Regions from separate parts of the Homo sapiens genome. Here regions 2, 3, 4, 5 and 6 are each linked to region 1. A link is a contact called in ENCODE Hi-C or POLR2A ChIA-PET data. All regions are on one chromosome and are shown on one strand. Each heading gives the region's core, a stretch centred on a gene start or an enhancer-like site at or near the end of the contact. The rest is flanking DNA. Distances are from core to core; before and after follow the strand shown. Region 1 has its middle 120 kb from the start of LDLRAD3. Region 2 overlaps LDLRAD3 (low density lipoprotein receptor class A domain containing 3). Region 3 has its middle 20 kb from the start of FJX1. Region 4 overlaps LDLRAD3 (low density lipoprotein receptor class A domain containing 3). Region 5 overlaps LDLRAD3 (low density lipoprotein receptor class A domain containing 3). Region 6 overlaps TRIM44 (tripartite motif containing 44).

What was found. Hi-C counts contacts between places; a loop is a spot of excess contacts on that map. ChIA-PET counts read pairs that join two places held with the same protein, here RNA polymerase II (POLR2A). Pooled maps may share reads with other maps.
Region 2: a loop to region 1 is called in a map of endothelial cell of umbilical vein, with 7 times the contacts of the local background. The contact joins two enhancer-like sites. A Hi-C loop is called at or near these places in 6 of 168 maps with a recorded cell type or tissue (GM12878, endothelial cell of umbilical vein, esophagus squamous epithelium and 3 more), 1 of 37 single-sample maps with no recorded cell type and 8 of 50 pooled maps. POLR2A ChIA-PET finds 5 or more read pairs at or near these places in 9 of 52 experiments (AG04449, BJ, H1 and 4 more).
Region 3: a loop to region 1 is called in a map of left lung, with 2.8 times the contacts of the local background. The contact joins two enhancer-like sites. A Hi-C loop is called at or near these places in 2 of 168 maps with a recorded cell type or tissue (heart right ventricle and left lung) and 1 of 50 pooled maps. POLR2A ChIA-PET finds 5 or more read pairs at or near these places in 3 of 52 experiments (A673, HEK293 and WTC11).
Region 4: a loop to region 1 is called in a map of gastrocnemius medialis, with 2.3 times the contacts of the local background. The contact joins two enhancer-like sites. A Hi-C loop is called at or near these places in 7 of 168 maps with a recorded cell type or tissue (A673, MCF 10A, dorsolateral prefrontal cortex and 3 more) and 8 of 50 pooled maps. POLR2A ChIA-PET finds 5 or more read pairs at or near these places in 3 of 52 experiments (MCF 10A, WTC11 and endothelial cell of umbilical vein).
Region 5: a pooled map shows a loop between it and region 1 (2.8-fold over the local background). The contact joins two enhancer-like sites. A Hi-C loop is called at or near these places in 2 of 50 pooled maps. POLR2A ChIA-PET finds 5 or more read pairs at or near these places in 4 of 52 experiments (H1, IMR-90, Panc1 and 1 more).
Region 6: a loop to region 1 is called in a pooled map, with 2.7 times the contacts of the local background. The contact joins two enhancer-like sites. A Hi-C loop is called at or near these places in 1 of 37 single-sample maps with no recorded cell type and 2 of 50 pooled maps. POLR2A ChIA-PET finds 5 or more read pairs at or near these places in 3 of 52 experiments (HEK293T, activated CD4-positive, alpha-beta T cell and activated naive CD4-positive, alpha-beta T cell).

Annotation. Positions count from the first base shown.
Region 1 is chr11:35,819,638-35,824,631 of GRCh38, reverse strand. No RefSeq gene overlaps it. Among named protein-coding and RNA genes, the nearest start is that of LDLRAD3, 120 kb to the left of the region's middle. Within about 2 kb of position 2,396, at least 24 of the 41 ENCODE cell types and tissues checked have a DNase peak (open chromatin) inside an H3K27ac peak, as active enhancers do; they include dorsolateral prefrontal cortex and endothelial cell of umbilical vein, where a contact is called at or near this core.
Region 2 is chr11:36,070,672-36,075,665 of GRCh38, reverse strand. All of the region lies in intron 2 of LDLRAD3 (low density lipoprotein receptor class A domain containing 3), which reads right to left. The region is part of intron 1 of LOC101928510 (a long non-coding RNA gene); the gene reads left to right. Among named protein-coding and RNA genes, the nearest start is that of MIR3973, 63 kb to the right of the region's middle. Within about 2 kb of position 2,249, at least 9 of the 41 ENCODE cell types and tissues checked have a DNase peak (open chromatin) inside an H3K27ac peak, as active enhancers do; they include endothelial cell of umbilical vein, where a contact is called at or near this core.
Region 3 is chr11:35,596,442-35,601,435 of GRCh38, reverse strand. No RefSeq gene overlaps it. Among named protein-coding and RNA genes, the nearest start is that of FJX1, 20 kb to the left of the region's middle. RefSeq lists an enhancer at 2,551-2,780. Within about 2 kb of position 2,780, at least 2 of the 41 ENCODE cell types and tissues checked have a DNase peak (open chromatin) inside an H3K27ac peak, as active enhancers do.
Region 4 is chr11:36,012,917-36,017,910 of GRCh38, reverse strand. The region is part of intron 1 of LDLRAD3 (low density lipoprotein receptor class A domain containing 3); the gene reads right to left. Among named protein-coding and RNA genes, the nearest start is that of MIR3973, 5.3 kb to the right of the region's middle. RefSeq lists an enhancer at 1-142. Within about 2 kb of position 1,995, at least 5 of the 41 ENCODE cell types and tissues checked have a DNase peak (open chromatin) inside an H3K27ac peak, as active enhancers do; they include dorsolateral prefrontal cortex, where a contact is called at or near this core.
Region 5 is chr11:35,979,618-35,984,611 of GRCh38, reverse strand. The region is part of intron 1 of LDLRAD3 (low density lipoprotein receptor class A domain containing 3); the gene reads right to left. Among named protein-coding and RNA genes, the nearest start is that of MIR3973, 28 kb to the left of the region's middle. Within about 2 kb of position 2,856, at least 3 of the 41 ENCODE cell types and tissues checked have a DNase peak (open chromatin) inside an H3K27ac peak, as active enhancers do.
Region 6 is chr11:35,680,601-35,685,594 of GRCh38, reverse strand. TRIM44 (tripartite motif containing 44) reads right to left here. Exons shown (of 5, transcript NM_017583.6): 2 at 259-336. Among named protein-coding and RNA genes, the nearest start is that of TRIM44, 20 kb to the right of the region's middle. Within about 2 kb of position 2,614, at least 4 of the 41 ENCODE cell types and tissues checked have a DNase peak (open chromatin) inside an H3K27ac peak, as active enhancers do.

The sequences.
Region 1 (4,994 bases), core at 1,147-3,646:
TTGCCTTAAGAAAGGTGAGGTGGAGGGAAGCAGAAGGTATGCCTCGGGTGGAGGAGTCCACTGGTTCCACCAGATCAAAGAGGTCCTGCTCTAACTTTCCCCACTCTGGACAAGTGGACAGATCAGTGAGCTGAAAGGGAGCCCAGGTTTTGGAGGCAGATATCCCTGGGTTTGATTGAACTTCAGTTTGGTTATTTACTCTGTACCTCCCTCGGCCTCAGTTTCTTCATCTGCAAAAGGGCCTTAACAAGGCTTCCCTTGTGGGGGTGCTGTGAGGACCGCAGGGTCTTAGAGCTTTGGGCACAAGTCATAGTGAGTCTCTCTCAAGCTGCCTTACCTTCTGCTCCGAAGCCCCAGGTTAGCTTCCTCCTCAAATCACAGGAACAAATGTAGGCACCATCTGGGTAAAGGAGAAAGGTGGTACCTTCTGGCAGGCTTTTGTGGGCATGAGGAAACTTCCCAGAAGCCCCCGCAAGTCACATGCTCATTTCTGAACCACTCATGACCAAGAGGGCGGGACTTCCCTTACACCAATCAGGTCGGCCCCTGGAGCTGGGAGACTGAGCCTGTTTCTGGAGGCCCCTGGGAGCGGGAACCCCTGCACCCAATCCTGCAAGAAGAGGGAGTAGACACCCACTCGTTAGGCAGCCTGAAGTGCCTGTTCTAGAGGCAGTTTGCAAAATGCCGGCACATAGTAGGTTATCAGTTCGTGGGAACTCACCCTGTGGGGATTGGGCAGATTGCCACGCCAGGTCTGTAGTGCCGGTGGCTACAGACAGGCAAGCTCAAGGTGCCTTTCCTTAATGTTATCTAAGGTCATTAAACCTCTAAATAAAAGGGAAGGCAGAAAATGGAGATTCTGAGACAATCCAAGCAGCTCAGAGTGATTGGTATCAAAATTATAATGTCTATAAAGTCATTTTAAATCCATATTGCATTTGACTTTTTAAAAAACCTGTAACGCTTCTCCCTATTCTCTAAGGTATAACAACAGAGCCCTTTTTATTTAGTTCTCACAACCACGTTAGACTCTTTTGGGGGAAATTATAGAGTCTGTCCTGTTACCTCTTCTGTGCTATCTGGAGGGTCTTTGCACCTGGTGCCACAGTGATTGTGACCCTGGTAGGGGTCAGTCTAGCTGGGTAGAAATCAGCCCCCGCACTTTATAGTTGTTGCACTTGGGCAAGCTGGCCTCTCTGTGCCTCTTCTTTCATCTAGAAAAATAATAGTACCTAGCACTTCAGGTTGTTATGTGATTAAAACAGTTTCATTTTCTCTGACAGAGTGGCCTGTTTAAGATAAGGAGAATTTTTGAATCTGGGTAGATTGGATTCTTGCCACTTCCTGCTATCTCATCAAAGAGCCAAACATAGAACAGGGAGGGCTATGTGAAGGAATGTGCACTTCATCAAAAGCATGCATTCCGTTAATTTAAAGAAATTATAGTATGATTATTCTATCATAGCAACAAGATATAAATAGATATTAATAAGTAAAATCAGGTTAGTTGCTGAAAAAATACCATTCATAATAAGGTTGCATTATATAAATGTTTGTATATGTAAATGTCCTGTAATGCCCATGGACTTTAATTGCTGCATTTGGCATGGAAAATTGCCAGCTCTGCTACTACTAGTGGTGTGATCTCAGGCAACATTCTTTACCTCTCTGAGCCTCAATTTCATTGGCCATAAAATGAGACTAATTTTTTTCTTGTATTAAAGGACCACATGAGATAATGTATGTAAAAAGACTGAAAACTGGAAAGTACAATAGTTTTTTAGGTATTTAATCATTGTTGTAATTAATAGCCACAGTGAAAATATATTCAAGGACAATGTAAAGATTTGAGCTTACAGTTTCAAATACCAACCTTAAGAATGATCCAGAAATACTAAACTCATGTGTTTTTTTGTTTGTTTTTAAAACTATGACATCTATAAGTTGGAGACATTTGCTTTTTGAGACATTGTCTTTTTTATTATATAATCTTTAGTCCTCATGGCATCCTCTTTAGAGACCAAACAGCAATTAGTGAACTGTTTCAGACAGAAATCTGGATGGTCCAAGATCCTGGATTAAGATAGCTCTCTTTATGAATGCATTTTCAGAGTAAACAGGAAAAGTGTATTAAACCAAGCACTTCATTGTGGATAAGGAAAATCGATATCCTGTGGGTTGGACTGTTTTTAGTCTTACTACAAAAATGGATGCACTATTTATACCTGTTTTCTCCAGTCATGGCTATTAGCTCTTCACTTCAAGTTCACTCACTCAGCCACTACGGTGGAGAGCCAGTCATTGTAGGTTAAAAGCAACTAATGTTAGACCCCTGCTGGCCTGGTCTGGCACTGCACGGGGAAACACAATCTCCGATTCTTATTAGTGGGGAAATTGGTTTACAAAAGCAGAGCTGAGACGCCAAGGATTTGGTTTTGCCTCCCTTGATATCTAGGTGCCAATATGGGAGCAAGAAGAAAAGTGGGATTTGCCTTACAATGGAGAAGTTCTTGAGGAGGAACTGGGGATTATAATCTCCCTTCAGGGCGGTTGGGACTTGGATCAGCCTGCCCCACAAGCTCCCTCTTCATTGCTAACAGCTTGGAGGCTGGCACTGAGCTTTTCCATGTGTTCACACTCATTGTTGGTTGCACTCTCCAACCTCTAGGGGGCGCAGAGGCGTTCGCCTCAGCTTTTTTTTTTTTTTTTTTTGAGACAGAGTCTCACTCTGTCCCCAAGGCTGGAGGGGGCAGTGGCGCGATCTCAGCTCACTGCAACCTCCGCCTCCCGGGTTCACGCGATTCTCATGCCTCCACCTACCGAGTAGCTGGGATTACAGGCATAAACCACCATGCCCAGCTAATTTTTGTATTTTTAGTACAGACGGGGTTTCACCATGTTGGCCAGGCTGGTCTCCAACCCCTGGCCTCAAGTGATTCACCCACCTCAGCCTCCCAAAGTGTTGGAATTAGAGGCGTGAGCCACCACGCCTGGCCTTCAGCTTTTTCATTTTGTTGCTCCAAGACAAGGAGCCGGGACTAGGAAGGGTCAAGGGCACGATGGAGCGCTCAATGATACACGTGATGCGGCTGCTACAATAGGAGTCGTCGACTGTGGGTAAAAAAGCAACCAGAATTACAATGCTTTTCCTTCTTGTGGTCTGTACTTTCTCCTCTTCTCTCGTGAAACTGGAATGAATGGGGCCCAGAGAAAACGAAGCACAGAACAAGAGAAGGATAGCAAGAAGGGCCCAAACAAAACAAGAGCCTCAAATGGGCAAAGCTTTTGTTTTGGGGAAAGGGATCTCGGTTAATGCTCCTGTTTGGTAGAAATCAGACATAACAGGAATGAGGTTAGGGAGTGGTAAAGTGGTAAGGGGCTTGGCTCCACTTCCAACTCAGTGTTTTTGGTTAACATGAATAGGTAAACCCTAAAGGATTGGGATTGGGGAATCATGAGAGATGGGAAAAATCCCACTTTTCTTTGCTTGAACATGGCCTAGCAGATGACCTTTTCTTCTCACAGTAGAGAGCTCTAAGGAAGGTTATCAAAGTCCAAAAGTTAGGGTTTTAACTCATTTGACCTACTCTACTGGCCCTATGACTTGAAGGTCACAGTCGTGAGATGGGATTATACTGAGAACCAGGGTATCGTTCAACAATGTTCCTTGATCTCTTCCTCATTAGGGCTTGTGCCTCTTCAGAGTTTGGCTGGAGTGACACAAATCCACTCTTCCCAGTTAAAGATAAGTCATCCTGATTAGCTTCCCAGAGAATGTTCTGTGATTGCAGGAAGGAAAGTTGTGATTGCCAATCTGAACTTGGAGGCCTCAGTGATTTTCGGAAGCACTGTTTGCTGGGCTGAGTCAGCAGAGACAAACCTAACCTTGATTTTCTGGAGAGTGTTCTTCTACAAGGACAGATCCTCAGACACTTAGCCCGTCCCCTATTAATGAATACTGACGTCATTACCACATTTTTTGCCCTTAAAAGCAATGCTACATGATCATTCTTATGCAAAAAGCTTTGTACCTATGTCATATTTCTTTCAGGAAGATTTCTAAAAATGGGGTTGGATACCACCAAATTTCCTATCCAATAACCTGTTTTATTACTACACCAATCAAGTTATGATAATGATGCTAATATTGATAACTATTTCATTTCTTGATAACTTACTATTTGCCAGGTACGGTTTTAAGCACTTTTCACCCATTATCTTATTTGATCCTCTTATCAACCCAGTGTGGCAAGTTCTATTTTGGAGATGAGGAAATGGAGGCAAAGGGCATATAAGTTACTGGTTTAAAATGACTTAGTAAATGCCAGACCCAGGCATTCTGATCTAGAATGCCTCCCATTATTCACTCAAAGACAACTTACCTCTATTTCAAGAATAGAGAGCTTGGGCAAAAGGCAGCCACTGGGCTTAGTGAAGTTGGCCACTTCACCTGGGAAAGGAAGACAACTGGAAACATTTAATTGGAAAAGTTTTTATTGGAAATCTTGAGCCTTCATTAATAAATCTTTGATGTTGATATAAAAATCCAAGTTCAAGGTCACAAAAGGATTTCACTTCAGCTGTACCTATGCAACCTCCTTTTAAAATGCATAATTCAATCAACACAGTTCTACTTAACCTCTGCCAAACAACTGGCTGAACTGATTTTTTTTCCAGTTAAATTAACTGGTTGTCTTGGTGGTTTTGTCATGTTAGGCTGAGTATTGTGAAGTGAGATGGTGGGTTGATCCAATTCAAGGCCATACTTTGGTTGTGCATTTCTAAAAACAAAGTCACTTGATAGGTGTGAAACATCACAATGAAAACTGGGAGCCAATCAGGCAATAGCTTTTTCCAGGCATGTTTGTTGTCCATGAGCTCTTCTAGATGAAGCTCCTTTATTTCTGGGAGAGGAGTAGGAGGAAGCTGAGGAAAGGGATGAGGAAGAGACAGGAAAGAGAGCTGCCCCAGTAAGTGGGGATATTTATTCTTTA
Region 2 (4,994 bases), core at 1,000-3,499, 250 kb before region 1:
GTCACCACGAAGCAGACACTATTGTAATAACTGTTACAGGCAAGATCTGGCAATGGATGCTAAAATTAGAAAATAAACACTTGAGGAGAAATAGGATATGCACAGTGTCAAAGTATCTTCCGCAATATGTTATTAATTACAAAGAGAAAAATAGTAACTTGACAGTGGAGAAACTTGGTAGATACCACCTCAGCCAAGGGACCATGGTCAACATCATCAGTAATGAGATACACCAACACTACAGTCCCTTCATATAAGATGCTGTGTCAGGGGTCCCCAAGCCCACACAGATTCAATGATTCACTAGGCTAACTCCCAGGACTTGGCATATAATCAAAGCTAAGATTTCTTACAGTGAAAGGCATATGAAATGAAGTCACAGGAAACCAGGCTCAAGCTTTCACAAGGATTCTTCCAGGGTAGACACACAGGATGTGCTTAATTCCTCCAGCAACAAGTTGTTGACAACATGTGTGAAATGTCATCCACCAGGGCAGCTCATTAGAGGCTCAGTGCTCACGGTTTTTATGAGAGGCTGGTCACACAGGCATTCTCGGTACACCAAATTTCCAGACTTCCAGCAGAAAAACAGCATCAACTACACTGTCTGCACAGCCAGTTTAGGCACAGTGAGCCACCATTAACAGTTGGGTAATGGGAAACCTACTGAAATTTAGGTTCCCAGCTGCCAGCCAAGGGCCAATGTTCCAAGCAGACTTTTCAAAGGGCAGCAGTCAGGCCTGCTGCGTTAATGCTTTTTCTGCACAGATGGGCATTTTAGCTTCTGCTGGGAAAGTCTACAGTAACAGAAAAGCAGAGGAGTTCCATTTTCCAGGGTCAGGTTTGCCCCTCTGCCAGCTCTCCAGCCATCGTGTCCTTCCAGACAGGTTCAAGCTTCTGACACACGGTCCTTGATCAGCCAGTCTGGTTCTGATCACCTTTTGAGGGATGAGGGAAGAATGCTTATAGGCTTTGCCATCTACGCTGAGAGTGTTTCCTCAAGCCTCAGCACATCACTCCTCTAGTAAGAACGTCACTGCCTTCCCATTACGTTAGAATAAAACCTAGAGTCATCATGCTGCTCTCCAATTCCAGGCTTTCTCATGAAGGCCATGAAGATCTTCCCATCTTGGAAATCTTAACTACACAGGCTTCCTTGTTCCTTCTCAAGCCCAGCCAGCATATTCCCACCTCAGGGCCTTTGCACTCTCTGTTCCCACTGCCTGGAATGTCTTTTTCCCAGGGCTCAGCATGGCTCACTCCTCCATCTTACTCAGTCTCTTGAATCATTGCACTATCTGCAGTAGAACCTACACTCCCACCCTTAGTCGCTCTAACCCTCAGCCTTCTTTTCTTTCCCTTCACAGGACACATCACTACTTGGTCTCCCCAGTTTTGTATTAAGCTGTTTGGCTAACGCCTCTGCCTTCCAGCCTCCAAGAACGTACGCTCATTTGCATACTTTCATTTACCATTTTTAAAGGAGCTGCACCATACAGTGCCTACACCATGTGCCTCATAAATATTTGCATAATGTCCAAATGAACCTATAAAAGGAAAGAGTGAGGCCGGAGAACATGGCTAGCATTTTCTGAATGCTTAATATGAGCTAAGCATTGCGCTCTGTTTCACAGATATCTTTTTCTTTAAGTTCTCACACACACAAAAAAAACATTTTACAGATAAGAAAACTGAGGTCCAGAAGTGAAGTAACTTGACACTGCTAATAAACAAAGTCAAGGTTCAAATCTTTCCCATGGCACAGCTGCTCTGCCGCCTCCTTAGATTTCTCTAAGGACCAGCCCAGCTCCAGAGGACTAGGTTTTATGGGAGAAAGAGAAAAGAGTGAAAATATGAATAATTATAAACGAATTAGCCATCATTCAATTAACCAGCTCTTTGGCCCTGCCCTTGCACCCTTTTCAGGAATTACTAATGAGACTTCCTGCCTGGTCAGCATGCTCAGTTGCTGTTTATGTCAGGGAAGCCTGTCCTGTTATGATTTACATTTGCATCATCACATGCCTGCAAAGCAGATCACAGGCAACCAGCCGAGTGCCTGGCAGGGGCAGAGAGAAGCCTATCCCAGACAACAGCTGTCAGCTGCTCCCTGCCTGCATGACTTGCTACAGGGCTGTGGGGAAGGGGGGTCCTGGGCAAGGCCCCGACTGTCCCTCTCTCACCCCCTATTTCCACAAAGGGGAGATTTCCTCGTAGAACTCAGCAGCGCCCGACAGAAGGTGAAAGACTGACCCTGCCTGTCTTTAAAGCAGCCCTGACAAAGGCAGACAGGGTGACTCTACTCCATTGAATACTTGAATTCACCACTTCTCAAGGATCTGGTCCACAAACTTTTCAAAGCGGCAGCTTTCATTAGCAGGAAGATGGGGACCAAGGGTCTCCTGTGAGTTGGGTTTATTTCCTGATCTAAGTCATGTCCCCACTTTTTAGAGCCTACTTCCCACAGTCCTGGAATTCACAGATCAGCAAAATAAAAAATAAAAAAAGTAGATGAGAGTGGAGGAAAGACTAATACAATTGCCAACTTTTTATTTTACACAAAGACTTACAAAAACACCAGCAATGAGCTCTACTTACTAATACCCTAAATAAACAGCTGCCTTAGCATCCGAAATACAGGAAGGCAAAGTCTCAGAGTAAAGAACTCTCCACCCTGAAAGGGTAGAAACTTTATAGCTACATGTTCACTAGATGTCCTTATTTTTCCCATTTCACCAGAAGCCAGTGACAACCAGGTCATAAATCAGAGACAGTCCTGGGACCCATATTTGGGGTCCACGTGAGAACTAGAGGGGGCCAGGAGGCATTCCAGTGTCTCCAGGTTGTGATATCCTAAGGACAAAGACTCGTGTAACAGCTGGGGCACACAGGCAGTCCACATAGGTGCACTCAGTAACTAATTCTCACGTTCCACAGATGACAAAACTGAGGCCCAAAGAGGCAACTGGACTTGCCCAAAGTCACATAGCTATTTAGGGTCAGACTGGTCTATAGTCCAGTTCTTCTGCTCTAGAGTCCAGCTTCTTTTAACTACACTACACTTTAGGCAGGGTACCCTAGAGCCATACCTGATCAAACCCCTCATCTGGGACAGGTACAGGAGAGACTCCCAAGAAAAAGCCCTTCTCCCACAGGAGCAGAACTGTCCAGGCCTTGTATAGAAGGCTCTTCCCCAGACATCATGCCTGTAGCTCCCAATCTGTCTGGGAAGGGCTCAGGGCTGCTCAAGGTCCTGGAGGATGATGGAAACTTCAGCATGGGCTTGCTGTCTCTGGCCACCTCCCCAGACTCTTCCCAGGCAGCAATCATACAAAAGAGCTGGACAGAGGCTGCAATGTGGAAGCCTCTCTGTTCCACCAGAACAGCCATGAAGTCAGCTAATCAGACCTGCTGCATCTCTCAGGCTATGGAAACAGCTCCTGCTGTAGCTGTGGGTCTCCAGGATCTCTCTTCTAGACCTCTGTGGTTGGCCAAATGAGCAACAGCTACTCACCTTCAACCCCTGCTCACCTCCCACTCCTGCCCCAGGATCCTGCCAGTATGTGGCTGAGAGAGCCCAACGAATGAGGAGCTGTTCCACAATATCACCACCCTTGCTTTTATAAACACAAGACATAGCTCACTGTGAAAAAGTCAAACCATGGAGGAACATACAAAGACAGATGTAAAATTTATAACAAATTGCCACCACGTGGGGAAGTATTCTGTGGACATTTTGGTAAACATGCTCTTACAGCATGGTCTCAAAAACTAGTGTGTGCAAATGGATTGCCCCAGGACCTTGTTAAAATGCAGTGGGTCTGGGGTGGAGCCTGGGATCCTGCATTCCTAACAAGCTCCCAGGCGATGCTGCTGGCTCCAGGTACCACACTTCCAATAGCAAAGGGCCACTGTCTTGTTCACTGTGTATCTCCAATGCCCAGAGAAGTGCCAGGCACACAGACTACTCAATAATTACTGACTGAATTAATAGGCAGAAATCCGAGCATGCAATTTTACTTAAATGCACCCTTAAAATATATGCTATCCTGAAACCTGTTTTTGCTACATAATATGTTGTGACATCTTTTCTTGTCAATAACTACTGGTACACATCATCATTTTTAATGGCTAAGGGTAACTTTACTGTGTCTATGTATCCATAAATCCCGTTACTGATGGACATTTGGGGTGTTTTCAATAAACAATGCACAGCCAGATACATATATTATTTTTCCCACTTGTATATTATCTCGTGAAAGTATAACTGCTAGGTCAAAGGACATGCATGCTTTACATTTTGGTATCCTTTTGACTGTTGACTGCCTCCTCCCTGAGGAACTGGTATTGTCTTCTGGCCACAGACAGCTATGAGAAAAGCCTCCAGCCTAGGATTGTCTGCGATGGGCTGATTCTCTCAAGTTGGCAATGACGCTCCTAGAAGCACAAAGGCTGAGATCATCCCATGGTTCCTCTGCATTTTTGTTAAGTTGCTCCTTAACTGCTGCTGCGCTCTATTATTCTCCATCCATCTCTGTCTCTTTTCATTTTAACATCTGTGTATTTCATTATTCTGCAAAGTAGGGGACACTCCTGTCTGGTCAAGGAAACCATGACTCTTCTTTTTATCATTCTAAATTTGCACCGGGTACAGGGCATCGATCTTTGCTGGAATTGGTTTCTCTGGGTTGCAGGAATCATGGCAAAATGCAGCATCCTCCTTCTGTGAGATGCTCCTTGAGTTGACTTTCCTGGGCTACATGGTCTCCTTTGACTAAGGACCTTGACAAAGGGCAAGGGCAGGCTCTCGCTCTTAGGACTGTCCTACTTGCCAGTATTTCTCCAGAATTCCCCATCCTCTGGGGCAGTGTTGCAGAGAACAAGTCAGTGATCCACCTGCAGCAGGATCCCCAGGGACGCTTGTGAATATGCAGATTCCTGAGTCTCTCCCCTAGGGGAATCTGCATTTTTACTAAGCACACTAAGGATCTCAA
Region 3 (4,994 bases), core at 1,531-4,030, 220 kb after region 1:
TCTTTTATATGCAGCTTGGTTTAATCCCAACGGAGAAGCCTATATATTTCTGAATTTCCTGTGGGTGAGAACTAATTTTCTTAATGTATAAACTGTTTGGAATTGGAGTTGCTTTCATATGCAATCAATAACATCCTAATTGTTTCCTCATTGAAACCCATATTGTTCGCATCTGTACTGTGTAGTTAACTACAACAAGGGCTGTATTCTTTAGTTCTAAATTATTCTTGATTGAAAGATCCTAATATTGGGATCCCTACCATTTTCAACATTTTTTTTTCTGAGACAGGGTCTTGCTCTGTCATCCAGGCTGGAGTGCAGTGGCACCATCATGGCTCACTGCAGCCTCAACCTCCTGGGATAGAGCAATTATCCTGCCTCAGCCTCCCAGGTAGCTGGGACTGCAGGTGCATGCCATTACGCCTGGCTAATTTTTAATTTTTTTTGCAGAGACGGTGTTTTGCCATGTTGCCCAGGCTGGTCTCAAACCCTTGGGCTCAAGTGATCTACCTGCTTCGGCCTCCCAAAGTCCTGGGACTACAGGTGCGAGCCACTGCACCCGACCCCATCTTCAGGCATTAAGAACATTCAGAAAACCCAAACAAAAAACACATGTTATGGCTTTGGTACAGCGTTGGTGGAAAATCCAGGTGGTTCCTTTGGCACTTACCCCAGACGATCCTAGTAATATCCTCCCACCTGAGCAGAGTCTGAGTTTTGAATATCCTCCTGCATGCACCTTCAGTTTCCTACTGCCTGCTCCTAAGATCCACACGCCCCAACCATGTGGTCTGCCTCCCACACAAATCCTCAGGGAGGAGAGCTTTTAAATTTGGCAAAGCAACTATTGACTCAGGTTTTGTTTGTTTGCCATTAAGTTAGCATTTAATAAATGCAAGATTCTTGGCTTAATAGGCTGGTTATTATGTGTTATCGAAATGGCAAATTAATTATTCAAAAGCTGTGTTTAAGATATACCAGAGATGTAACTGAGGAGGCCTCTTTGTTCCTAATTTGCAGTAAGCATTGCATTTCTGGCCAGTCAGTATTTATTTCAAGTATAATAATTATCTTGTTAAACCCAAATCTATTAAATTGAAATGAAAGTCAGGAATTAGTGCTGGAGGGTGGGGAAGGGTTTACTCAGGCGATGTTGCGAGCATCCTAAACCACCAGCCTCATGACTCTCACCTCACCGTGAGGATGCCAAAGCCAGCCCCTAAAGCATAACTGCATTGATAATTGTTCATTATCCAGGGACAGAGCCACCTACTATCCTTGGCTCAAGTAACTCTCCCTTGGTTATAAACTTTTAACGTAATGATGAGAAAGACAGCCACTGTTTATCAGTGCCTCTTACGTGACAATTGCTTTACATCCATTATCTCCAGTTCTCACAACAATCTCAATTTACAGATGAAGAAACTGAGACTTGGAGGGGTTAAATAATCTGCTGAAGGTCACATATGTATAGTCAGTCCCTTGGTGTTCACAGGGGATTGATTCCAGGAATCCCTGTGGATACCAAAATCCACAGATGCTCAACTCTCTTACATAAAATGGTGTAGTATTTGTGTCTAACCTACACACATCCTCCTGTATTCTTTAAATAATCTCTAGGTTGCTTATGTCTAGTGCAATGCAAATGCTATGAAAATAGTTGTTATACTGTATTTTAAAATTTATATTTTTAATTGCTGTCTTATTATTTTTTATCTTTCCTCCAATATTTCAGATCTGCATTTAGTTTTGAATCCATGGATACAGAACCCACAGATAGAGAGGGGTGACTGATATGTTAATTGCAGAGCTGAGAGTTTGACTCAGGTCATTTGGGTTCCAAAGCCATCCTCTCTGCAGCTGCAGAAACTCTGAGGCCTTGAACATGTATTTTTGTGTACTGCAGAGGGGAGACTGTTCCTTGCCTTTCGGCTCAGAACCTGATTACCAGAGCAGTCTGTTTTGTTCTCTGCCCCTCCCCAGTTAAGTTCCAGACTTGTTCCACTGTAGCATGGGCATGTTCACTTGCCTTCTTCCACTCTCGTGGCTCCATGCTGCAGCTAAGAAGGGGCCATCAGGCCATCATAACTTACCTTTGTGCATCCACTCCGTTTTCCATCCCCATGTGCAGGACTGCAGGGTTTATCAACAAATTCTAACGAGAAGCAAAAAAATTTCCAAGGAGAAAAAAATATTCCAATGTATCTGAATCAGTTTTCTGGATTCTTTGTTTGTGTCCAAGCCCCTTCAATGCAGCTATAGCTGAGAACCAGCAGCCAGAGGGTGGAGTAAACAAAAGACATGAACTGGGGACTGCCTGAAGACTTTATTATAGCTCACAACTTAGGATATTGAGATGACTAGTTATACCCACAGAATGATGCTGCAGAGTACCCAGGCCACATGGTTCAAACAAGCTGACACAGGGAGATTCTGTTTGGCTTCTACTTACGGGAGCCAGGTCATTCACTCATTCGTTTCATCCATTCATTTATCCAACACATATTTGTCATTTGCCTGCTTTGTGTCAGGCACTGTTGTAAAGCATGAGGTCTCTGACTTTACATGAGATGTCCTAGAATCCCAGGGGTGGGGCAGAGGAAGAAACACTGGCCAGAGTTAGAAGAACTGGGTTTGAGTTAGCATGACCAACTTTTCTGGTTTGCCAGGGACTTTCCCAGTGTTAGCACTGAATGTCACATATCCTGGAAAACCCCTCAGCAACTGGGGAACAGTTGGTTGCCCAGGTTTGAGTGCCAGCTCTGCTATCTACTTGTCTGTTAGTCAATCTATATTTTGTGAGTACCTATTAAGAGCCAGGCAGTGTGCCAGGCTGGGAAACAGCAGTAAGCAAAGAAGAGTCCCTGTGCCCAAGGGGTCCCCTTTCAGTAGGAGTAGACATCCCAAGCAGACACAAATAACTTAAGGTGTGTCTAAGAGCCATCAAGAAGATAAAATAGGTACTGTGATGTAGAGTGACTGCATATGGGAGGGGCTGTTTTAGCTAGGCAGGTCAGAGAAGGCGGTAGCAGGGGGTGACAATAAACAGAGCCCTCAATGAGAGAAAAAGGACAGCTATGTATGAATTTTTGGGGGAAGTTTTCCAAGCAGAAAGATCATCAAGGGCAAAAGCCCTGAGATGGGAACAAATCTGCCAGGTTTGAGGGTCAGAAGGAAGGTTAGTGTGAATAGAAAGAGAGGAGGAAAGAGATGGGGAGGGGAGGAGGAAGGGGTTGGAGAAGCAGGCGGGGCAAGATGATGGAGGGCCTTGGGCTCTGCAGTAAGTGAGTAGGTGGGGCTGCTAGCTGGAGTATCTAGGTGGTAGCTTCTACACCAAGATATCTTAGGTTTCTTTCATGGTAGTGGCAGTATATTAAGAGGGCAAGCCCCAATATACAGGCACTTATCCACCTCTGTTGATGTCTCATTTGGTGATGTTCCACTGGCAAAGCAGAGCTCATGGCCAAGCCCAGCATCAGTGGAAGGGAGCTAGCAAGGGTATGGATACAGGAAGATGGGATTCACTGTGGACAATCAATGTAACAATCTGCTACAGGAGGCTATGAATAGGTATTTATTATTATCCTCAATTATAGGTTTTGAGGCTGAGTAGTATTCCTACACACACACACACACGCGCACACACAAACACACACACACATATATCTCACATTTTCTTTATCCAGTTGTTGATGGGCATTTGGGCTGGTTCCACATTTTTGCAATTGTGAATTGTGCTGCTATAAACATGCATGTGCAAGTATCTTTTTTGTATAATGACTTCTTTTCCTTTGGGTAGATACCCAGTCATGGGATTGCTGGATCAAAGAGTAGTTCTATTTTTAGTTCTTTAAGGAATCTCCACATTGTTTTCCACAGTGGTTGTACTAGTTTACATTCCCATCAGCAGTGTTGCTGAAACCCCATCTCTACTAAAAATACAAAAATTAACCCCGTGTGGTGGTGGGTGCCTGTAGTCCCAGCTACTTGGGAGGCTGAGACAGGAGAATTGCTTAAACCCAGGAGGCGGAGGTTGCAGTGAGCCAACACTGCACCATTGCCCTCCAGCCTGGGCAACAAGAGCAAAACTCTGTTTAAAAAAAAGAAATAAAAAAAAAAGAAGTGTTACCTTTTCGCAGCATCCACGCCAACATCTATTGTTGTTTAATTTTTTGATTATGGTCCTTCTTGCAGGAGTAAGGTGGTATTTCGTTGTGATTTTGATTTGCATTTCCCTGATCATTAGTGATGCTGAGCATTTTTTCATATGTTTGTTGGCCATTTGCATATCTTCTTTTGAGAATTGTCCATTCATGTCCTTAGCCCACTTTTTGATGGGATTGTTTGTTTGTTTTTTCTTGCTGATTTGTTTGAGTTCCTCGTAGATTCCTCGTAAAATTCCTGTAGAGTCTTTTGTCAGATGTATAGATTGTGAAGATTTTCTCCCACTCTGTGGGTTGTCTGTTTACTCTGCTGACTGTTTCTTTTACTGTGCAAAAGCTCTTTAATTAAGCCCCACCTATTTATTTTTGTTTTTGTTGCATTTGCTTTTGGGTTCCTGGTCATGAAATCTTTGCCTAAGCCAATGTCTAAAAGGGGTTTTCTGGAATTTTTACTGTTTCAGGTCTTAGATTTAAGTCCTTGATCCATCTTGAATTGATTTTTGTGTAAGGTGAGATATGAAGATCCAGTTTCATTTTCCTACATGTGGCTTGCCAATTATCCCAGCACCACACTGAACAGACAAATAACAAGCAGTGAGGTTGAAATGGTGATTTAAAAAATTGCCAAAAACAGAGTCCAGGACCAGATAGATTCACAGCTGAATTTTACCAAACATTCAGAGAAGACTTGGTACCAATCCTGTTGACACTATTCCACAAGATAAAGAGGTAATCCTCCCTAAATCACTCTATGAAGTCAGTATCACCCTAATACCCAAACCAGGAAAGGACATAACAAAAAAAAGAAACTATAGACCAATATTCCTGATG
Region 4 (4,994 bases), core at 746-3,245, 190 kb before region 1:
TAGAACAGAGCTTTCAATGGAAATTTTAAACAAGCGGGACCAAGATCCTGAAGCATATCTTTGAAGAACTGTATTAAATGAAACATGGGCCAGATGTAGTGGCTCATGCCTATAATTCCAGCACTGTGGGAGGCCAAGCGGGTGGATCACTTGAGGTCGGGAGTTGGAGACCAGCCTGGCCAACATGGTGAAACCCCGTCTCTACTAAAAATACAGTCATGGGGCATGGGGGTGCACGACTGTAATCCCAGCTACTCGGGAGGCTGAGGCACTCGAATTGCTTGAATCTGGGAGGTGGAGGTTGCAGTGAGCCAAGATCACGCCAATGCACTCCAGCCTGGAGAACAGAGCGAGACTCAAAAAAAAAAAAAAAAAGATGATAAAATATGGCTTAATCAGTACAATCATGAAGAAAAAGCACAATCAAAGCAATGGCTACCAAGAGGTGAAAGTAGTCCAGTCACAGCGAAAGTTGACCAGTCAAGAGTAAAGGTCATGGCAACAGTTTTTTGGGATACTTGAGAGCTATTTTGCTTGTTAGCTTTCTGGAAGGCCAAAGAACAATAATGTCTGCTTATTATGAGAGGTTTTGAGAAAGTTAGCCAAAGCTTTGGCAGAAAAATGCCCCAGAAAGCTTCACCAGAGAGTCTTCCTCTATCCTAGTAATGCTCCTGCTCAATTCAACTCATCCAACAGGGCAATTTTTTGAGAATTTCAATGGGAAGCCATGAGGCAGCCTCCTTACAGTCTTGGCTTCTGATTTTGTTCCCTAATCCTAAAAATCTTTCAAAGGCAAATGTTTTTCTTCAGTTAATAATGTAAAAAACACATTGACATGGTTAAATTCCCAGAACCCTCAGTTCTTTAGGGATGGACTAAATGGTTGGTATCATCGCTTACCAAAGTGCCTTGAACTTGATGAAGCTTATGTTGAGGAGTAAAGTTTATATTTTTATCTTTTAATTATGTCTTTCCACAAACTTTCTGAGGTCCCCTCCTATGATGCAATATAGCCATAGTACCACATCAGCCTTTAAAAAGAATTCAGGAGTTAGAACGTACTGACACGGAAGAATAGCCACAATAGAGTCAGAAGGGAAAGAGCAAGTTGGAAAACAATATGTATAGCAGAATCCCATGTTTGTTCATCGCTAGAGATGTAGATGTATAGTGTACTGGTATTTACATTTATATCTGCACAATCTTAGAACACACACTCTGCAGGGAAGGAACTGAGAGGTCCTTTTAGAATGTGGGTATATTTTCTATTGGCATCTTTTCTTCAGAACCAATTGCTTAAAGTGTCACCATAGTAAATATGCCTGGAGAACTTACGAAAGCGGCCAAGATGATTTAGGGGAGAGGTGGCATAGCGCTGCTCATTGTAAAAATACATACACACAGAGAAAGATTTGTTCCTTTAACATTAAGAAACAAAACCCAAAAGGAAACAGTCATCTTACTCACCAAATTACAAAATATTTTCATGAAGCATTCCTTAAAGCACAAGAGAAGTAAGTTTGGGATAAGAGTACTTGATACAGTCAGAAACTAATAGTCCCAAATGTTGGCTCAAACTAAAAAGAAAAACTGAACAAGGAATCACTTGGAGAAACCTGTGGGTGACTGCTTATTAATGAGTTAGCATAGAAAATGACCCAAGGGCTATGTTTCCTTTTATTCCCTTTTAGAACACAAGTGTATTCTATAAAAGCTCTTATGAGCCACCTTCCACAGCCACACTTCTCCCCTCCCTTCTGGCCAGCCCCACTCCCCACAAGAGGCCCACACCTCAGTTGCCTGGGTGGGATGCCTCTGACTCTGATTAAGGGATGTAAACGTCATTCGTCCTCTGCGGGGAATGTGGCAGGTCTCTCCAAATCTCACTTGCCCTCCCTGTGAGCTCACACTTACAGCCTGCTCTGGACTCCTATTTCCATGCTACTGGGTCTTCCAGGTGGCATCAGGCCACGATTTCTGCTGGAAAACAGACGAGCTCATTCAAGGGCGCCTGGAACAAGAGTGCTGGAGTCTGGAGCCCAAGGCTTGTGGGAGGTCGGGTCGCCAAGGTTTTGGAGTTGTCCTTGCAACCCAAGTGGGTGGAGGGTTATCCTACAACCCACCTCCTGGAAGATGAGGTGGAAACTAGATCTTTTTAACGTGGAGTAAAAGGAGCCAGACATTCTTGCCAGTTCAAAAACAGAAGAAAGGAATCTGTGATGTTGGAAGTCAGAACAGTGGCGGGGGGCAGGGGGAGGATGGAGTGGGGGCACCACCGGGGCTCTGGGGTTGGCAATGCTGTACTTCTTGAGCTAAGCCCTGGTTCCCCAGGTGTGTTTACTTCATGGAAATTCATAGAGCTCCCCAGTTAACATCTGCGCGCTCTTCGGTATGTGCGTTAAGTTTCTATAAAAAGTTTACTTAAATAAAAAGTAAAAAACATGTTTTTGAACAGCACAGCTGGCTTATAGACACCATTCCTCTCCTTTCTTCCTTCTACAGCCTGAGCAACCAGCAACCTCACTATCAAGTCCAAGAGTTCACAATGCAATGACAAGGGGTGGGGACGGGGACAGGCAATGGGGGCAGGGGGCGGGGGGGGGGAATGGCATGTCCCGGATTTATTTTTAATTGATTCACTCATTTTCTCTGAATACTCAAAACAGCCCCACTCCTTTTCTGCAATGCCCAAAATGGCACGAGCCACACCCTGATAAACCCCAAGCATGCAAACTTCTCAGACCTGGCGCAAGGCTCTGCGGTGGCATCTACTGAAGCTCGGCTTAACAGCCAGACTCTGGGATGCATGCAGAAAAGTCTACATGGCTGCTGTCGCTTCAGTTCCAAAATGAATCTGAACAGGGAGTAGGGGACTGCCCTGGAAGCCAATTCCAGCTCCAGTTACAATCCAACTCACTTTCCAAACTCTTCTGGGATTATTCTTGGTTATCAGGAATCCTAGGGGGTTCTTCACTGAACTTTTCCACATGGTTCGTCTGGGGGCTCCCCCCTTCTTTTGTTTAAACATTTTTTATTTGTCTTTGGCAAAAAATAAAATAAAAATAAATCATAAAGTTTATAGCAAGCTATACAGAGAGAAAAGCCATCCAGAATAATTTATGTTTGATGAGTCTACAGATTAGACAACTGAATGCTGATTTCTGCCTGCAGCCAAGGGAGATGTCTGAACCTGGCTTTCTTCCTCTTTTCTGCCGTAATAATTCTTTCAAAAAGGCACTGCCCTGTCATCACCACTGCCCAGATAGATGTTCAGGAAGGAGTCTGAACCCTGGGAGAGGAAGGCTGATTTCACCTCGCCAGCAAAGTTTCTGCCACCTCCCCATGGCAGGCGGGAAAGGAGGGAGCAGGTGTGATGGGCCACCCAGCCAAGGGGAGTTGTGACTTTAAGAGCACTCCAGGCGTTACCATCACTGCAGGTACCATGCACATCCCATACTGCACCCTTCCAGCCGCTTCCATTCCTTGGGCACAACAGAAGTTATCATTTCCCATAATGGTGTTACACAGCATTTTCATTAAAGCCTAGGCTGGTAATACCATTCCTTTGTATTTAGTACACAGCTCCATGCCGGTCATGCACCCCTCTCTCTGTCTATCTGTCTGTCTCTCTTTCTCAGATCAGCTTCTTGTGTTCCCACAAAACAGCTTCTGTTCAAACTTCTGCCCAGAGCAACTCCATCTCCAGACACCTCTCCAACCCCAGTAAAAATCCCAAACTTGTGTAAACACGCAAAGGTCTGCTCAAAGCTCAGCCTCCAAGAACAGGGAGGCGTGGAAGGAACACCTCAGCACACACTTGCCAGGCCCAAGAATCACAGGCCCACAGTTCAGCAACAGGACACACAACCAAAAACCACAGGAGGAAAGGTTTCAAAAGAAAGAACCAACTGAAGACTTTTTTACAAAGTATCTTTTTGAGGAAAAAAAAGGGGGTGTGCCTGCAAAGCCTGCCTTACCTTAGCTCTCCACCAATGTCTTCCTGATCCTAGCGGACAACACTTATCTATGGGGCAGCAGCAAAACTGGTGGATGGGAGGCAGAAAGATTTCAAGGCATCTGTAACAGCCACTGTCAATCACCCCAGCTAGAGAGAAGGAAAAAAACTCAGGCACACTCCCCTGGGGGTTTGCAAACTCCTGAGAAGAAAAGGAAACAGACTTTGTAAAACACCATCCAAAGAAATAGACATCACTCCTAAAGAAAATATGGCACATATATACCATGGAATACTATGCAGCCATAAAAAAGAATGAGTTCATGTCCTTTGCAGGGACATGGATCAAGCTGGAAGCCATCACTCTCGGCAAACTAACACAGGAACAGAAAACCAAACACCACATGTTCTCACTCATAAGTGGGAGTTGAACAATGAGAACACATGGACACAGGGAAGGGAATATCACACACAGGGGCCTGTAGGGGGGTGGGGGGCAAGGGGAGGGAGAGCATCAGGACAAATACCTAATGTATGCAGGGCTTAAAACCTAGACAATGGGTAGACAGGTGCAGCAAACCACCATGGCACATGTATACCTATGTAACAAACCTGCACATTCTGCACATGTATCTCGGAACTTAAAGTAAAAAAAAAGAAGAAGAAGAAACAGACATCATTCCTTCAAAGTCCCTTTGCATCAGCAAACTGCTGAGAGGCTAAGAAGCCCTGCTAATAAGCACACAATTTCAGAAAAAAATGTATTATTACCCAACTGCCCTTATGAATCAGGCATTATCCTCAGTACTGCTCAAAGGACAAGAGATAAGAACACTCAGCGATATTTGGAAAACAAAATATTTCTCAGGTTGCCTGTACAAATAAGGAACAGCATTTCTATCTCTAAATATACCAAATATAATACCTTTGGGCAAGCTGATTTATACAAAATGGACATTTTTTATATTTCAAAATTAACGGTAACTTTAGAAGTATAATGGAAATAGAATTGAAACTGCATAAATTTCCAACCTCTGCT
Region 5 (4,994 bases), core at 1,607-4,106, 160 kb before region 1:
GTGCTCTGCAGCCCCAGAGCCTGCTTGGTGAGAATCTTGGTGAAGGGACACAGAACCAAAGAGCTCACCCCACCCGACTCCCATCTAACCAAAGCGGTACAGATGACCTGTTTCACACATTAGCTTTGATGTAAAGATTTCCTTGCTGAAAAGTCACTTGCTGCTGAAAGTGGCTTAGACTGTGGGACTCCCAGCTCTCCATCTGTCTGTCCTTGGACAAATCAGTTGACCTCTCTGAGACCCAGATCCCTTCTCTATAAACCAGGGCAATAAACCACTTCACAGGCCTAGCATGAGGATTAACAGAAGTAATTATGAAAAAAAAAATGCCTAATGCATTGTGGGCGGTCAACAAATGTTCCTTCTCTTCCCCATAAACATAAACACTGGCCAAATAAGTCAGCTGCACATGAGGCTGAAGATGTTTATTTTGCAATTAGTAGTGTGAGGGCCCTTTCTAAAATGTTTGCTGGGAACCCAAAATCTCTAGGTAAATCAGTATGTCATGCTGTTTTCCCAAAAATGGAGCAATCTATTTCAACAAGTACTTAATGAGCACCAAGAAGACATCAGATTTCTCAACAAGCAGAAAAAATCCTTCATCATTAGCAAACTTTTTCTTCTTATAAGGACATTTGTCATTGGCTTTAGATAATCCAGCATGACCTCTTCTCAAGATCTTAACTTGGCCAGGCACAGTGGCTCACGCCTGTAATCCCAGCACTTTGGGAGGCCGAGGCAGGCGGATCACTTGAGGTCAGGAGTTCGAGGCCAGCCTGGCCAACGTGGTGAAACCCCGTGTCTACTAAAAATACAAAAGAATTAGCCTGGCGTGCACCTGTAATCCCAGCTACTCAGGAGGCCGAGGCAGGAGAATCACTTGAACCTAGGAGGCAGAGGTTGCAGTGAGCTGAGATCGCACCACTACACTCCAGCCTGGGTGACAGAGCAAGACTCTGTCTAAAAAACAAATAAATAAATAAATAAAAATCCTTAACTTAATTACCCTTTTTCCAAATAAGGTCAGATTCACAAGTTCTGAGTGCACATACCTTGACCGCCACACACCCCCCTACAGGGGTCTAGGTGTTGCCATCTGAACGGTAAGCCAGCCAGTGAGAGCACTGCATGCCAACCTCCTTCCAAACCTTCAATCTAGCCTCATAGCCCAAACAGGTCCATGCGGTTTGTTATATGGATACGGGGAGAGAGCAGTGACCAGAAATATAATGCAAGCCACATATGTAATTAAAATGTTTCTAGTAGCCACATTACAAACAGGTAAAAAGGAACAGGTAAAATTAATTTTGATGGTATCTTTTATTTAATCTATACACCCAATATAGGGTTGATATATGATCCTTATCTTCAATGTGTGTATGACGGAGGTAAGGAAATAAGGCTCAAATATATTTAATAATCAAGCAAGTTCCCAGGATTAGTTCAAAAGCAGCAACTGGCCAGGAGCGGTGGCTCACGCCTGTAATCCCAACACCTTGGGAGGCCAAGGCGGGTAGATCACTTGAGGTCAGGAGTTCAAGACCAGCCTGGCCAACATGGTAAAACCCTGCCTCTACTGAAAATACAAAAATTAGCCAGGCATGGTGGTGCACACCTGTAGTCCCAGCAACTCGGGAGGCTGAGGCAGGAGAATCACTTGAATCTGGGAAGCAGAGGTTGTAATGAGTTGAGATTGCGACACCGCACTGCAGCTTGGACGACAGAGCAAGACTCCGTCTCAAAAAAAAAAAAAAAAAAAAAAAGCAGCAAACAGGCCTAAACACAGACACAAGAAATGTCACAAGCAGTGGCCTTGGGAAAGGAATGGAATGCACATGGGTATAATGAATTCAGAAGAAAAGGCCACCTTAGAGAGAGCTGAGCTGTCTTCAAGCTGCACAACAACATGCATGGGAAGAGAGGAAGGGGGATGACAGACTGTGGGGCAAGTGGCAGCTACCCAGACATGCCCTTGAGTGGATTTTTAAAAGGCACACCTTCTGGGCATGCACAGTAAGTCCATGGCTTCATGAGTAGGCTACTTTGTGCAAATTAGCACATATTAGTTATGGGTTGAAATGTGTCCCCCAAAAACAGTATGCCGGAGTCCTAACCTCCAGTTAACTCAGAATGTGGCCATATTTGGAGACAGGATCTTTACAGAAGTGATCGAGTTAAAATGGGGTCATTAAGGTGGGTCCTAATCCAACATGACTGGCGTCCTCATAAAGAGGGGATATTTGTACACAGAGACAGACCTGTACAGAGAGAGAGTGATGTGGAGACACACAGAGAACATAATGTCACGACGAAGGCAGAGACCAAGGGAATGCTGCCCAAGGAACGACAAAGAGTGCCAGAAAGCCACGGGGAGCTAGGGAAAGGCACGGAACAGATTCTCCCTCACCACCTGCAAATGGAACAAACCCTGCAGACACTTTGATGTAGAACTTCTGGCCTCCAGAACTGTGAGACAATAAATTTCTGTTGTTTAAGCCACTCGGTCTTGCTACTTTGTTACACCCACTCCAGAAAACTATTTAATAATATAGTGCCTGTTCCTGAGTGCAGGCACACAACTTGGCCCTGAACGTAGGACTAACTGCTGCAACCCAGAACAGCCGAGGAAACAACACTGGTGATGGAAGGCCCAAAGAGCTCCGACTCCCAGGCTACACGGCCAAGTAAGAAGGAATCGTCCTTTAGTTTTCAGTGGAAGAACCAAAAGCAGAAAATACAGCTTTTCTAACATGCAACAAAAGCATGCCTCAAGCACCCAAACGCTCACCCCCACAGTGTGTTCTCAGCCTGTGCTGAGCAGGGCTACAGCTGGTTCCTGTCGAAAGCTAAAGCCAGGGAAATGCCAACTTGATGGGAGATGCCAAGCACCCTTGCATTTCCAAGTCTATCCTGCCAATGCGACTTTGGCAAACTGCAGGCAAGGAGAAGGCCCTACTGAAATCGACTTCCTTTTCTAAAGAGAAAGAGAAGGTCACAGCATCAGGACCATCTAAATGAACATTAAAGAAGTGTACTCCTAAAAAAATCTGAGGATCTGAAAACAAATCTTTTCATCAGCGTGTGCACCAGCTATCAGAATCTGAGATATTCATGAGTTATTTTTCTGTTCTTAATACTAACAGCCAAGGACACCCCCATTGTTCTTGTTTGTTTTTCACAAACCTTAACCCACTTAATCCCCACAGCCACCCACTGAGGTCGTTATTGCCTCCATTTTGCAAATGAAGACACTGAGACCAGGAAGGTTAAGTGACATGGCCAAGGTCACATAGCTGAGAAACAGACAGCAAAGTTATAGTCCCAAGTTACTCTGCCTGCAGAGTTCTGGTTGTCACCACAAAACCCTCCCTCCCTCTGACTCAGCCCCCCCACCCCCAACCCCCGCCCGCTGCCCACTGCCCTCACGTTTCCCAAAAGTATGGCCTAATGACGTGAGCATTTAGGAAATAGAAGTGAAAGGTCCAAGTCACAGCTGTAAGTGGACCATGGCCCCAAAGGGAAACTTACTTATATTTGTTTTTCTTCTTCTTCCCGTATGTGAGATTTCCCCCAACCAATCTGAAAACCAAAATCCAAACGAGGAAGTCTTGCCTCCCCTGGGGTCAGCAGTGGCCCGAGGGTCCCCAATAATAGCTTCTAAACTGGGGTCCCCAGACTGTGGGGGATTTCCAAGGTTCCCACCACTAGTTCAAAAGCAGTAACCAAAATTATCCTTTTTCCTAAACACTGGGCAATTGACATATCAAATATCTTTGTTCTTGGCTGAAATCAAAACACATCTGCAAGGCAACAAGAACGACCTCTAAGTAGAAACTCTCATAGCTATATCTGTATTTCATTCATGTTTTAACAATACAAATTATTATTTAATAATTTTGCTATTTCAAAACATCTGGCTAGCGGGGAGAATATTATAAAAGAAGTCTTCAGCTGGGTTGGGCAGGGAGTGAGTAGAAAAGGATTTATCAGCACCTGTTCGCATTTGGAAAACCAGAAAATACTTTCACAAGGCCCAGGAGCAGAATCCAAGTTTCTCATTAATAAAATAATATTTCTCATAGTGTCATTCTCCCAAACTTTAACAAAGTTCACATACACTCATTAACCTTCACAGTAGGGGAGCTAAATGAACTAGAATTTCCATTTTATATATATAAACAGAAACAGAAACCTCATTTTCAAAAGGAGTAACTCAAACCAACTAACTAATCTACCAGTGGATCGGTTCCCTAACAGGAGCCAATAAGCCGTATAACGCCCATCCCAATAAAGCCAATGGTATCAAGGAAGGGGAAAATGCCAGCACAGTAATTCTTTTCTGTGGTTTGACTGTCCATGGGTCATTTATTTCACTATATGAAGCCTCAATTTCCCCAGCAATAAAATGGGGATAATATCTACCACATAGTAATGAAGATATAGCTGTAAATTACTTTGAATTGCCTGGATAATCAGCATTATGCAAACTGATGAACTCATTAGAGAGCTACTAAACACATTATAAATCTCATAAAAATACTTCTCTGGAGATTAAGGCTCAATTAAAAGGCTTCATTTTTAAATAATTTCCATCACATTGTTATTTTAAAGACAAGAACACTTAAACAGCCGGTTTAGATATTTCTAGCAAAGAGACATCAGGCCTTCTCTAACATTCTTGATGATGCTCCGCATTGATAAACAATTGGCCAATTAAAGGGAAGAGGATATATCCAGTAGAATAGTTGTGAGCCTGGCTGAAATCGGGAGACCAGGAGAGCCCTCCCCAGGAGAATGCCACTGGCTCAACAACCTTGTCCCAGGTACATCAACCACCACATCTCTCAACACGGAGCAACAAGGCTCAGTATATCTTATAAATTCTCTTTCAAGTATGGTACCTAGGAACTAACCTAACTCGATTTTAACTTGGCTTCTCCCAATGTCTTCAGAAGAGGCAAATAAACTCCAACAACCTAAAACAAATGGATCAG
Region 6 (4,994 bases), core at 1,365-3,864, 140 kb after region 1:
TAAAGGAGGATTAAAAATGCACCTGTCTGCAGTTCAGGGAAAACAATGAATGATTATGTGTTGTAAGTCATAAAATAGAGAAGGAGAAAAATAGATGACTTATCTCTAGGCATATCAGGACACTGTTTCTGATGGGCAGGCTTAATTAAATCTTAATGCAATATTCAGAGAGATGATCATCAACACCTCACAATTTTAGCTCAAGGAGAATGAAATGCTTGGGGTACCAACACCCAATCAATTCCAAACAATACTTACTTTAGGGTCTGAGCTCTTGAACTTCAACCTTTCCACCAATTCGATCATAGCGGCCTTCAGTCCACCTGAGTCTTTGCTCTAGAAGAAAGAAAAGTGAGGGGTCACTAGACAGCATTTTGTTGCTCTCTCAAACACAAACAGCATTTTGGAAGACAATGAAATAGAAAGCAATTTTTTCTTAACAGCCAAGAGAGCTAAACAACAAAGGAGAGGTGCATTGCCCCTCTTTCCCTTCTCTATGGACAAAGAGTGTCAGGACATAAATTGCCCAGTGACTGGCACAACTATATGGAATGAAAATTAAATACAATTTGTATAGGCTGACTCACTGCTTCATCTCAGGCTCAACTGTGCTGGTGTTCACTGAAGCTCTACAAAAGACAGTTCCATACAAGATGTCTATTTTACAGACTGGTAATTTTTATTTTGAACCTTTATGCATCAGATATAGAAGTATGCAATATTAAATATACTTATAAAAATTAAAACAAAGAAAATAGTCTGAAATTTAATTATGAATGGAACTGTAGTGTGCTGATTAAGAACACAGGTTTTTTAACTGGGTGTGGTAGCTTGCACCTGTAATTTCAGCTACTCAGGAGGCTGAGGCAGGAGCATTGCTTGAGGCCAGGAGTTCAACACCAAAAAAACCCATAAAACTCACAGGTTTTTGAGTCAGACATATACAGTTCCAATTTTGGATTTGCCATTAACTAGTTGATTAATTTCAGGCAAATTACTAAATGTCTCAAAACCTTCTCCCCCTTCTATAAAATAGTGATAATAAACTGGGCTATTTTGGGGCCTAACTGAAAGTGTTTTAAAAGATATTAGCACAGTATGTGGCACACAGTGAGTGCTCAAAAATTTCATATGCTATTACTATTATTACAGTATAATGATTTAGAATAGCACAGTACAATAAAAGACTAATGTGAGTCCCAAATGCAAGCGTATGTATATAATTTTATAACTGCCACAATTAAAAAGTAAAATTGATTTTGATGTATTTTACTTAACTCAGTATATTCAAAATATCATTACAACATGCAATTTCAACATGAGATTTTTTTTTATGCTAGGTCTTTGAAATCTAGTATTTCACAATTACAGCCCAATCAATTTAAACCAGCCACATTACAAGTGCTCCAAAGCCACATGTGACTAGTGACTACTATATTGGTCAGTACAGATTTAGAGCACAGACTAGAGCCCTAGTGCCATTAGTCACACACTAGCTGTGTGACCTTAGGCAAGTTACTTACCCTCTCTCTGTCTCAATTTCTTTATCTGTAAAATAGAGCCAATAACTATCTATTTCATAGGACTGCAGTAAGATTAAATTAGTTAATGTATGTCAAGGTACTCAGAACAGAGCCTGGCACATGGTAAATAAAAAAGGAAGTATGAAACAGTTTTATTACTATCTGTCTCCCTCGTGATATTTTCAGTTCCTTAAGGGTAAGAACTGTATTTTTTTGTATCCCTGTATCTCTTATGCCCAGCATCTAGATGTTGTAAAAAGTCTGAACAAATCAATGAATGAACATATAACCTTAAGACATGAATGCCATAATAATAATACATTATATTATATATAGGACAATCTAAAATCACAGGAATTCATTTATTTTCTTATCTCAACAACTCTATCAGATAGGTAGGAACATTCATTTCACCAATGAGGGAAAGGAAGCAAAAAGAGGTAAACTCACTGTCATTTCTATGGGGTAGGGACAACAAAGAAGTACAAGAATAAACAGATACTGCAAATATCTCTTACTCAAAATTGGCCTCTGGATCTGTGATAACATATCTTCCAAATTTACAGAACTAATTTCAATTCCTCCAAAATAGGAAATACCTAATAAGATTCCACTATATAAATTAAAATATACTAAAGGGTCAATTTTCCCCCCTCTGACCTCTCTTGCCTCTCAAGTCTACACAGTAAAAATCAGACACAACATGACTACAACCAATATCTACTTTAGATGTGTTCTCCAAACACAGCTTAAATCACATTTCCATGTTAGCAAAGGTTCTAAATTTTAATAAGTTCTATTTTTTAAAATGATGGTTTACAACTCCCCTATATCCTCCACTAATTTTAGTCTTTAATCTCTGTGGTCTCATAGCAGACAGTTGACAAAAGGAACTTAGAGGTCATATACCAGGAAGCAGGTGAGACCTGAAGTGCCTAAAAAAGGGTTAAGTTGCCAGAAACAATCATGCTTTTACGAGATGATCAGACAATAAAGCCTGTCTGGTGATATCATTCCTCTAACCTGCTTCTCATTGGCTGAACAAGCAGGTCACTTGTCCCTGGAAAGCTCTCTTCCCCCACATCCCAGCTGCCAGCGCCCATTTTAAGCTCTTCGGCAAGAGCTCTGATATATTATGACTTTCCCCCTGGCTCTAGAGAACAGAAAGGAATGCACCAAACTGTGTCTTAAAACCTTCAGAAAAGAATAAAACGACAACGAAGGAATCCCTAAGAAGCAGACAGCCTGTCTGCAAGCAGATGTGCCTCGTGTGGATGAATAAGGGAACCCTTAGCCTTCTTTCATAAAAATTCAGTGTGTCAGCAGAATCCTTCCTCCTTTTCACAAAGCATCAGCAGCATCGCCTAACCAGGGAAGAGACAGAGGAGAGGCAACTTAAGAGAGCCTCCCTTCAGGAAACTCACCTGTTCCACCTCCCCACCCCACTCTCTGTGAATTATTCACCAAGATTAACTGGGCTCTATGATGAGCCTGCTATACTCAGTCTCTAAATCAGTGGTGAAGAAAACCTTTCCCAAAGGCTTTTTTAAAAATCTATAAAATAAGCAGTTGGTCAGAAGGCAGAGGCTCCTCGGGGCAGACCTGACCCTGACAGCTGCAGAGCTGGGGCAAGAGTCCAAATGGAGGACTCTGGCCCCAATCCACTCCCACCACTTTCCCCACATTCCAGTCCCTTCCTGCACCCCAAGGGGCCTTGTGCACAGGTGTTCAAGCTAGCAGGTCCAAGCTGAGAATACCCCTCTTGGTCACCCATGATACACATGTGGGACCTAGGGATACATGTATCAGAAACTGGTCCATCTTCAGGCAGACGGACTCAAGGAGAGGCTCTGCAGGCCCTGGAAGCAAGCTCAGGACATTTTACCAGGTAATTCTTGGGTAGCTAGGTACTTGAAGAGTGGTACGGAACGGGACAGGCATGGCTACAGGAGGGGTCTTCAAAAGCATGGGACATAGCCCAGCTACTCGGGAGGCTGAGGCAGGAGAATCGCCTGAACCTGGGAGGCAGAGGCTACAGTGAGCCAAGATCACTCCACTGCACTCCAGCCTGGGTGACAGAGCGAGACTGCATTTCAAAAAAAAAAAAAAAAAAAAAAAAGTATGGGACATAGGTCAGGGGCATGGGGTTGTTTGGGTCTAAGGGTGGTGGTATCTGAGTCTGAGTATCCCCAAACCATAGAATAGTACCATGTTTTGGTTAATTATTTGTTTGCTGAGGACAGCCATTAGTCAAAAGATAGCCAGACAGGAGATTATATCCTCATTTGTTCCATAGTTAGGGAACCAGTGAACAGAAAAGATAGTGGAACAGAACAGCTGCCTCTGAAACCTGAGTTCTAATTGAGAAGTGAACCAGGATAGTAAGAAAAGACAGCCTAATTCTAACCTTGTAGACATTTGGTTCCATTTTTAGAAATGATTGTCAATCCTTGGGGCACATAACATGACTAGCAAAGTAGTAGGATTCCCCTGCTATCTGTACTTCTCCACCTCCATCCCACCCAATGCATTCCAAGAACACAGGAGTTCAATGTGAGCATATCTTGTTTATGTACCTTGTTCCTCCCCTAAGAAGGTGTAGAATAAAAAGAGATAAGTGCTACATTGTGACACCCACCACTCAGAATTTGATTAATCTGTAGAAGCATAGGATGCTTCACAGAAGCCACCTCCTAGGGATGAGTCATAATAAAACCAAAGGACAAAATGCTGTACATGTGAAGGTATTCTTTAGTCTCCAAAGCACTTTCATATGCTCTTTCATTGGCATCTCACTGAAAAGCAGTGTATTCTCACTTTACAGCTGAAAAAAATGGCTGGTGAAAATCAAATGAACCCAAAGCTCAGAGCGCTTATACTCTTTCACTGGCATTTCACAGTAATACAATAACTAAAAGGTAGTGTATTCTCCTTCACAATGGACAAAAATGGCATTGTGGATGTCAAACAATGTCCCCAAAATCACAGAGCTGGTCAGTGACAAAACCAAGATCAGAAAGATCTAAATGAAAAAGATTTATAACATATACATGGTATCAAGAATACAGAAAAAACACATAAGGGATTTCTATACATCAGTAAGAAAAGGCCAAATAAACCCAACAGAAATCTCCAAAAAAAAATGAACAAACGAGACCCTGTCTTAAAAAAAATAGAAATGTGAAATGCAAACACATCAAAACATGCAAAAGATGCTCAGACTCACTCATGATTAAAATATAATTTCTTACCCATCAGCCTGAAATAAATTTTAATCTCATAACAGCAAGTGTTAGGCCCTGGGGAAATTGGGGACTTCCATATGTTGTTGATGGATATATAAAATAACTGCCACTCTGAAATCACATGCCTACCAATCCACTTCTCCTTTCCTCTTGAGGAAGACTAGCACCTGTGTCAAGGATGCATGTACAAAAGTATTTATTGCAGCACTGTTTGTAATACTAAAAA